Linked DNA regions of Homo sapiens: regions 1 and 3 are each linked to region 2. A link is a contact called in ENCODE Hi-C or POLR2A ChIA-PET data. All regions are on one chromosome and are shown on one strand. Each heading gives the region's core, a stretch centred on a gene start or an enhancer-like site at or near the end of the contact. The rest is flanking DNA. Distances are from core to core; before and after follow the strand shown. Region 1 overlaps KIF3C (kinesin family member 3C). Region 2 holds the start of RAB10 (RAB10, member RAS oncogene family). Region 3 has its middle 38 kb from the start of ASXL2.

What was found. Hi-C counts contacts between places; a loop is a spot of excess contacts on that map. ChIA-PET counts read pairs that join two places held with the same protein, here RNA polymerase II (POLR2A). Pooled maps may share reads with other maps.
Region 1: a loop to region 2 is called in a map of dorsolateral prefrontal cortex, with 2.2 times the contacts of the local background. The contact joins the enhancer-like site here to the promoter of RAB10 in region 2. A Hi-C loop is called at or near these places in 5 of 168 maps with a recorded cell type or tissue (PC-9, dorsolateral prefrontal cortex, mammary epithelial cell and 2 more) and 14 of 50 pooled maps. POLR2A ChIA-PET finds 5 or more read pairs at or near these places in 8 of 52 experiments (A549, Caco-2, GM10248 and 4 more).
Region 3: a loop to region 2 is called in a pooled map, with 2.3 times the contacts of the local background. The contact joins the enhancer-like site here to the promoter of RAB10 in region 2. A Hi-C loop is called at or near these places in 1 of 50 pooled maps. POLR2A ChIA-PET finds 5 or more read pairs at or near these places in 2 of 52 experiments (WTC11 and activated CD4-positive, alpha-beta T cell).

The regions. Positions count from the first base shown.
Region 1 is chr2:25,949,844-25,952,543 of GRCh38, forward strand. KIF3C (kinesin family member 3C) reads right to left here. Exons shown (of 8, transcript NM_002254.8): 5 at 1,946-2,062. Among named protein-coding and RNA genes, the nearest start is that of KIF3C, 31 kb to the right of the region's middle. Within about 2 kb of position 1,393, at least 4 of the 41 ENCODE cell types and tissues checked have a DNase peak (open chromatin) inside an H3K27ac peak, as active enhancers do; they include dorsolateral prefrontal cortex, where a contact is called at or near this core.
Region 2 is chr2:26,032,496-26,035,375 of GRCh38, forward strand. RAB10 (RAB10, member RAS oncogene family) reads left to right here and starts at 1,589. Exons shown (of 6, transcript NM_016131.5): 1 at 1,589-2,240. The coding sequence starts at 2,114. LOC124907743 (a long non-coding RNA gene) reads right to left here and starts at 1,254. Exons shown (of 2, transcript XR_007086249.1): 1 at 1,183-1,254; 2 at 1-166. RefSeq lists a silencer at 1,255-1,484 and an enhancer at 1,795-1,844.
Region 3 is chr2:25,915,276-25,918,044 of GRCh38, forward strand. No RefSeq gene overlaps it. Among named protein-coding and RNA genes, the nearest start is that of ASXL2, 38 kb to the left of the region's middle. Within about 2 kb of position 1,361, at least 2 of the 41 ENCODE cell types and tissues checked have a DNase peak (open chromatin) inside an H3K27ac peak, as active enhancers do.

The sequences.
Region 1 (2,700 bases), core at 143-2,642, 83 kb before region 2:
ACCTGCAATCCCAGCTACTGGGGAGGCTGAGGCTCGAGAATCGTTTGAACCCAGGAAGCGGAGGTTGCAGTGAGCCAAGATCACACCACTGCACTCCAGCCTGGGCGAAAGAGCAAGTTTCACTGCAACCTCTGCCTCCTGGGTTCAAGTGATTCTCTTGCCTCAGCTTCCCCAGGAGCTGAGACTGCAGGTGCATGCCACCACACCCGGCTAATTTTTTGTATTTTTAGTAGAGACGGGGTTTCACCACGTTGGCCAGGCTGGTCTCAAACTCCTGACGCCAAGTGATCCACCCGCCTCGGCCTCCCAAAATGCTGGGATTACAGGATTACAGGCATGAGCCACCATGCCCAGCAGAAAGACCTTTTCTTTTCTTTTCTTTTTTTTTTTTGAGACGGAGTCTTGCTCTTGTTGCCCAGGCTGGAGCGCAATGGAGTGATCTTGGCTCACTGCAACCTCCACCTCCCGAGTTCAAGAGATTCTCCTGCCTCAGCCTCCCTAGTAGCTAGGATTACAGGCGCCTGCCACCACGCCCAGCTAATTTTTTTTTGTATTTTTAGTAGAGATGGGGTTTCACTATGTTGGTCAGGCTGGTCTCAAATTCCTGACCTCAGGCCATCCACCTGCCTCAGCCTCCCAAAGTGCTGAGATTACAGACTTGAGCCACCACGCCCAGCTAGAAAGAACTTTTCTAAGCATAAGATAACCCTTCAGAGTGAAGCCTCGCCAGCATCCAACTCCAGCAAATGTCATTGGAGCAGTGGTTTTCTAGCCTGGCTTCAAATGCAGAATCACAAAACCTAAGACCTGGGACCCTTTAAATCAGACTCTCTGCAGGTATTCTAGCTCCAGCCAGGGTGGAAAACCTCTATGACAGCTGATGTACTATTGAGAATCTCTACCTAGATTGGAAAGGTGGATTGTAGGTGCAAAGTAATACCATTGAAAAGTCCTCTATTCACGTGCTTGCCACTTACAAACTTATGTGGTATCACCTTAAGTAAAATCAGCCTTTAAGAAAGATCAAATAGGCATCTAAGCTATAGTTGTTAAAAAAAAAAAAAAGAAGAAGAAAAGAAAAGGAAGAAAGGAAAAAAAAAATAACCAAGTAGGCATCTGATGCTTCAGTGAGAAGCTGTAGACCTCTTGCTAGCTTCCCATCCCAGATTTAGGGAGACTCTTGCCCTATTTTAACATTAATATTCTAGAGAGAGCAAATAATCTCCAGGAAGGTGCATTGGTGTCCAGCCTCCTAAGCACCTCTCTCTATATATTTGCAATTAAGGGCCCATGGTTCAGCCGGGCAAGGCCTCACTCTGTTGGGATGTTCTTCATGGCCACCAGCAGAGGGAGCCACACACCCAGCCAATGGCCGCAGCTGCACCCAAGGACTAGGACATGGAAACAGGTGGAAATGCTGAAATCACCCGGATGAGCGAGCGCACTGAGATTGGATCACAGCTCTATCACATCATGATCTGATTACTTATTTCCCACTGGACTGTGAGCTCGGACCATGTCTAATTTATCTTCTGTCTCCTGAGTCTTGCACAGCATCCGGCACACAGTAGCGCTTGGCAAATATTAACTGTGGTTGCTATTTCGGGCATCTGACAAATGAATATTCACCAGACCTGGCCAGATGTTAGCATTCGCTAGGATTGTCAAGAGGCTGAGATGCTCTTCCTCCCTCCCGAGATCCCTCACAAGGTATTTTCTGCATCCCAGGCCAATGAGACACTTTTTTTCCCAGAACACCCTTCCATCATAGAGACCCCTACAATTAGATCCTGAGAAATTCATCCCCCATCGGCATCCTCCCCATCTTTTCCCCAATCCACAAAACATCTGTCTCCCTGCAGGCAAGGCCTCAGGCCCCTCACCAGCCCCGACCTGGAGTGGACCCACAAGTCCCCCAGCCCAGACAGCTGGGTTAGAGACTCACACGCCGGCTGGCACCAGTGGCTGGAACTTCCACTGCTCCTCCTCACAGTCCAGGAAAAGCCGGTTCATGATCTTGTTCTTCTCCTCCGGCGGGATGAAGTTCTCGATGATTAGGTACCTGGGAGCAGGAATGAAGGAGTGATGGGAAAATGGGTGAGCGAGAGACCACGTGGTGCATGTGAGGGTTGAAGGATTAGAAGCAACAAGCCAAGAGGCAGAGGGGGCTGGGCACGGTGGCTCACGCCTGTAATCCCAGCACTTTGGGAGACCAAGGCGGGCGGATCACGAGGTCAGGAGATCAAGACCATCCTGGCTAACACAGTGAAACACCATTTCCGTCTCTACTAAAAATACAAAAAAAAATTAGCTGGGCGTGGTGGTGGGTGCCTGTAGTCCCAAGCTACTCAGGAGGCTGAGGCAGGAGAATGGCATGAACCTGGGAGGCAGAGCTTGCAGTAAGCTTAGATCACACCACTGCACTCCAGCCTGGGCGACAGAGTGAGACTCCGTCTCAAAAAAAAATAAGTTAATTAATTATTTATTTATTTTAAAAAAAGAGGCAGAGGCAATGTGGAGGTGGGGAAAATCAAGAAGTTAAGGGGAAAGGATCCCTACAGAAATACTGCAGCTTGAAAAATCACTGCTTCTAACAGGTACACAAAATTAGAAAAATGAATAAATACTTTTATTTGATAGCACAATAGGGTGACTATAGTCAATAACTTAATTGTATATATATGTGTGTGTGTGTGTGTG
Region 2 (2,880 bases), core at 339-2,838:
TTTTTACTTCTCTATCCCTGTTTCTTGTTTTCCACATACTTCAGCGTTTTCCACTTTATCAGGTTGAACCAGCTCACCAGGTTCAACTCCTGTGCCATCACACCTAGGTGTGCTTTGAGGGATGGATGTCCCTGAGAATGGAAGGTCAGCAGCATGCATACTGCAACTACAGAAGGGTAGGAGAGAAAAAGGGTGGCGTAAACAGGACTGATGGGGAGAGAGAACAGAAGGTAAAGCAAATGCAAAGAAAATGCGAGGGCCCGGGCGCGGGGGCTAACGCCTGTAATCCCAGCACTTTGGGAGGCCGGGGCGGGCGGGTCACCTGTCAGGTGTTCGACACCAGCCTGACTAACAGGGTGAAACCCCGTCTCTACTAAATACAAAAAATTAGCCGGGCGTGGTAGCACATGCCTGTAATCCCAGCTACTTGGGAGGCCGAGGCAGGAGAATCACTTGAACCCAGGTGGTGGAGGTTGCAGTGAGCAGAGATTGTGCCATTGCACTCTAGCCTGGGCAACAAGAGCGAAACTCCATCTCAAAAAAAAAAAAAAAAAGAAAGAAAAGAAAAAAAGAAAAAGAAAATGCGAGGAAACGAGCGAAACTCCATCTCAAAAAAAAAAAAAAAAAAAAGAAAGAAAAGAAAAAAAGAAAAAGAAAATGCGAGGAAGCAGGCTGTGTCGGACTGGGAGTAGGCTTGACCACCTTTCAATTTTCAACCCAGTGGTACGACGCTGGCGGCAGGCAGAGGCCCCACCTCCTCTGCAGAGCGCTCTCGGGTTCTCCCGGATTCCTGAAGGACGGCAAAGGCCTGAAGCAGGTTCTCTGAGCACCGCACAGAACCCTCCACTTCGCAGGGAGGTTCTTCCTGCGCCCAGGTGTTCCTCAACCTTCCTCTCCTCGCCCAGGAAGAGGTTGTGAGGATTACCTCATCCCAACCCGAGCGGCGTGGCCAGCTTTTCCATCTCAAACTCTTGCTCTTGAAGTCAATCCGGATGGAGCGCTCATGTTTCCCCGTCAGGGCTGGCCCTGGAGAGGGGGCACGCCGGGAGGCGTCTCGTTCTAGCAAAGAGGCTATTAAATGACCCAGGGCGCGGCTTTTTCTCGCGTTTACGAGCTCCACCTACACGGGAACACATGGCCACCCAAGCCCGTCGCTGCGCCAAGACCTCCAGCTCAACACACCCGACAAGCGCTGTGCAGAGAAACCGCAGCGCAGTCCAGCGGGAGACCCCGGGAGGGGAAGGAGGTGCTGGGCTCTGTAAGGGTGTCCCGGGGAGCGGGGAGCGGGAGGCGGGAGGCGGGGGTCGGAGGGGGGGCGCTGCGCCTGCGCAGTCGCTAGGTAGCGTCTCCCCCGGGGCGTGCTCGTAACGCCGCGCACCCTATCAGGCGGCCACAGGGAGCGCGCCCGCGGCCTCGCCCTTTCTCGCCCCTCCCTTCTCCCCTCTGGGTCCAGCCTCAGACTGAGGCTTGGAGACAGGAGCATTCCACTCGCCACTTCGGCGCGCCCCCATGCCCTCTTGTGCGCGTGCGCAGAGGCGGACCGCAAGGCTAGGGCGTGAGGGAAGGGCGGGCGTACGCCCTTGCGTGCGTCTCAGGCAGCGCGCACGCCGGCGTGAGAGGGCACGGGGAAAAGGTGGCTCTGGCCGGGGTGGCTCGGTTTCCTGGGGCTATGTAACTGAGCTCGTCGACTTAGGGGTCCTTCTTCGCTGCCCTCGCCGCGTGCTAGCAGGGAGTTTCCGCTCGGGAGAGAGACTGTCCTCACGCCCGCTGCGCCTCCTCGACGGCAGAGCAGGCTTGCTCGCCCGTGGGAGCGTCCCGGCCGAGAAGCCCTGAGGGGGGAGGGGAGGCCATTTTGTCCCGACCGACTCCCCGGAACCGGGCGGACGGGCTGGGAGAGGCTGCGGAGCCGCGGTCGCCGCCCTCGGAGGCACTGGACGCCGCCACTGTCGGGGCTTCCTCAAAGCTGTTCGTAGGTCGCCCGCGCCGTCTCGAGCCTTTTTCCCACGCTTCCCCGGTCCTCCGGCCTGAGAACGCCCGAGTGAGGAGTTGGCCGTAGTGAGAGGGACCGATCCCTTGGGGCCGCCGGCGGCGAGAGCCCGAGCCGCTCCTCCCAATGGCGAAGAAGACGTACGACCTGCTTTTCAAGCTGCTCCTGATCGGGGATTCCGGAGTGGGGAAGACCTGCGTCCTTTTTCGTTTTTCGGATGATGCCTTCAATACTACCTTTATTTCCACCATAGGTAAGACCTGTGGGAGGACGGTGTACGGTCTCGGTAGCTGCATACCGTTTATTTTACTCCAGACATCTTGCTTCCCGTAATATACGCCTTTGTTTCAGTGATTCCGATTCCAAACGACACATCCAAGTTACTGTTTGAATCGGCATCGAGCTTACTGGGGCGGGGTCTTCCCATGATTTCCATCCGGTCTTTTGCTTTCGAGTCTCCCACTATGCTCAGTGCCTTCTGTTACAAAATATGCATCATTTAACCATGTTCCAGAACCTTATTTCTTCAGGCGACTGGACTGGCTTTTTCCACATTTGCGTGGAATTAGTAGATGTGTGATATTTTTAAGGTATTTATTTCAGTGGTTGCGATTGAAGCAGTACTAGCTATTTGGGAAAGGCCTGAATTTATACTTTGGGGCAAAGAAAAGATTCCATATGGTGATAACTTAGAGTAAACTTGAGGGTTTCTGAGAAGAATAATTAAGGTAAATTAGAAGGGAAGAGTGAGTTGCCCTCATTCACTAATCCATTGATGTGTCAAACAATCGGAGGCTCTTCGCGCTTGGGGTGGGACTCTGGCATATTTGCCTCAGTGCTTTTCGAGACATCAACAGAAGCAGTAATCTGAGGGAGATGATCAGTTTCTGTCC
Region 3 (2,769 bases), core at 111-2,610, 120 kb before region 2:
CACCTCAGCCTCCCAATTAGCTGGGACCACAGATGGGTGCTACTGAGAGGTGACAGCGTGCTGGCAGTCCTCGCAGCCCTCGCTCGCTCTCGGCGCCTCCTCTGCCTGGGCTCCCACTTTGGCGGCACTTGAGGAGCCCTTCAGCCCGCCACTGCACTGTGGGAGCCCCTTTCTGGGCTGGCCAAAGCCGGAGCCAGCACCCTCAGCTTGCGGGGAGGTGTGGAGGGAGAGGCGCGGGCGGGAACCGGGGCTGTACGCGGTGCTTGCGGGCCAGCGCGAGTTCCGGGTGGGCGTGGCCCCGGCGGACCCTGCACTCAGAGCAGCCGGCCGGCTGGCCCTGCCGGCCCGAGCAATGAGAGGCTTAGCACCTGGGCCAGCAGCTGCTGTGCTCAATTTCTCACCGGGCCTTAGCTGCCTTCCCGCCGGGCAGGGCTCGGGACCTGCAGCCCACCATGCCTGAGCCTCCCCGCCACTCCGTGGGCTCCTGTGCGGCCCGAGCCTCCCCGATGAGCGCCGCCTCCTGCTCCACGGCGCCCAGTCCCATCGACCATCCAAGGGCTGAGGAGTGCAGGCACACGGCGCGGGACTGGCAGGCAGCTCCACCTGCAGCCCCCGTGGGGGATCCACTGGGTGAAGCCAGCTGGGCTCCTGGGTCTGGTGGGGACGTGGAGAACTTTTATGTCTAGCTAAGGGATTGTAAATACACCAGTCGGCACTCTGTATCTAGCTCAAGGTTTGTAAACACACCAATCAGCACCCTGTGTCTAGCTCAGAGTTTGTGAATGCACCAATCCACACTGTATCTAGTTACTCTGGTGGGGACTTGGAGAACCTTTATGTAGACATAAATCTAGCTCAGGGATTGTAAATACACCAATCGGCACTCTGTATCTAGCTCAAGGTTTGTAAACACACCAATCAGCACCCTGTGTCTAGCTCAGGGTTTGTGAATGCACCAATCCACACTCTGTATCTAGCTACTCTGGTGGGGACTTGGAGAACCTTTGTGTCCACACTCTGTATCTAGCTAATCTGGTGGGGACATGGAGAACTTTTGTGTCTAGCTCAGGGATTGTAAACGCACCAATCAGCGCCCTGTCAAAACAGACTACTTGGCTCTACCAATCAGCAGGATGTGGTGGGGCCAGATAAGAGAATAAAAGCAGGCTGCCCAAGCCAGCAGTGGCAAGTGCTTGGGCCCCCTTCCATGCTGTGGAAGCTTTGTTCTTTCTCTCTTTGCAATAAATCTTGCTGCTGCTCACTCTTTGGGTCCACACTGCCTTTATGAGCTGTAACACTCACCGCGAAAGTCTGCAGCTTCACCCCTGAAGCCAGGGAGACCACGAACCCATCCGGAGGAACGAACAACTCCAGACGCGCGGCTTTAAGTGCTGTAACACTCACTGCGAAAGTCTGCAGCTTCACTCCTGAGCCAGCGAAACCACAAACCCACCAGAAGGAAGAAACTCCGAACACATCCGAACATCAGAAGGAACAAACTGCGAACACGCCGCCTTTAAGAACTGTAACACTCACCGCGAGGGTCCACGGCTTCATTCTTGAAGTCAGTGAGACCAAGAACCCACCAATTCCGGACACACGACCACACCTGGCTAATTTTTGTATTTTTTGTGGAGACTGGGTATTGCCATCTTGCCCAGGCTAGTTTCCAACTCCTGAGCTCAAGCAATTTGCCCACCTCATCCTCTGGAAGTACTGGGATTACAGGCATAAGCCACCATGTCTGGCCTATGCCCCCCTCTCTCTATATATACATAAAAAAAAATATATATATATATATACAAACACACACATATATACACATATATATATATACACATATATATACACATATATACACACATATATATATACACACACACATATGTATATATATATATTTTTTTTTTTAAGAGACAGGTTCTCGGCCAGGTGCAGTGGCTCATGCCTGTAATCTCAGCACTTTGGGAGGCTGAGGCGGGTGGATCACCTGAGGTCAGGAGTGCGAGACCAGTCTGGCCGACATGGAGAAACCCCATCTCTACTAAAAATACAAAAAATTAGCTGGGCGTGGTGGCGGGCACCTGTGATCCCAGCTACTTGGGAGGCTGAGGCAGGACAATTGCTTGAACCTGGGAAGTGGAGGTTGCAGTGAACCGAGATCATGCCACTGCATTCCAGCTTGGGCAACAGAGCGAGACTCCATCACAAAAACAAAAACAACAACAAAAACAACCAGATTCTCGCTCTGTTGCCCAGGCTGGAGTGCAGTGGTTTGATCCTAGCTCACTGATGCCTCGAACTTCTGGTCTTAAGTGATCTTCTCACGTCAGCCTCCTGAGTAGCTGGGACCACAGGAATGTGCCGCCACACCATGTTTCATCATGTTGGCCAGGCTGGTCTCAAACTCCTGGTCTCAAGTGATCTACCCGCCTCAGCCTCCCAAAGTGCTGAGATTACAGATGTGAGCCACTATGCCCAGCCTGCATATTTCTTACATTTTTTTTCTCAAAACATGTCTTTTCTCAGTTATATGCCTAATTTTGTTTCATAATTTTTATCCTTTAGCTTAATGAGAGTCCCTCCCTGCTACCCCTTCCCCCAAGTCCCACAAACCTTGGCTCTGCTCCTGGCTGAGACGCTTGGACTTTGCAAAGAGACCAGAGCCTAAGGAATACAGAGCATGCACTGTGAACAGGAACAGGGCCAGTGCATACAGCTGTGGCTAGAAGGCACAGGCTAAAGTGTAGTGGTGCTATCACAGCTTGC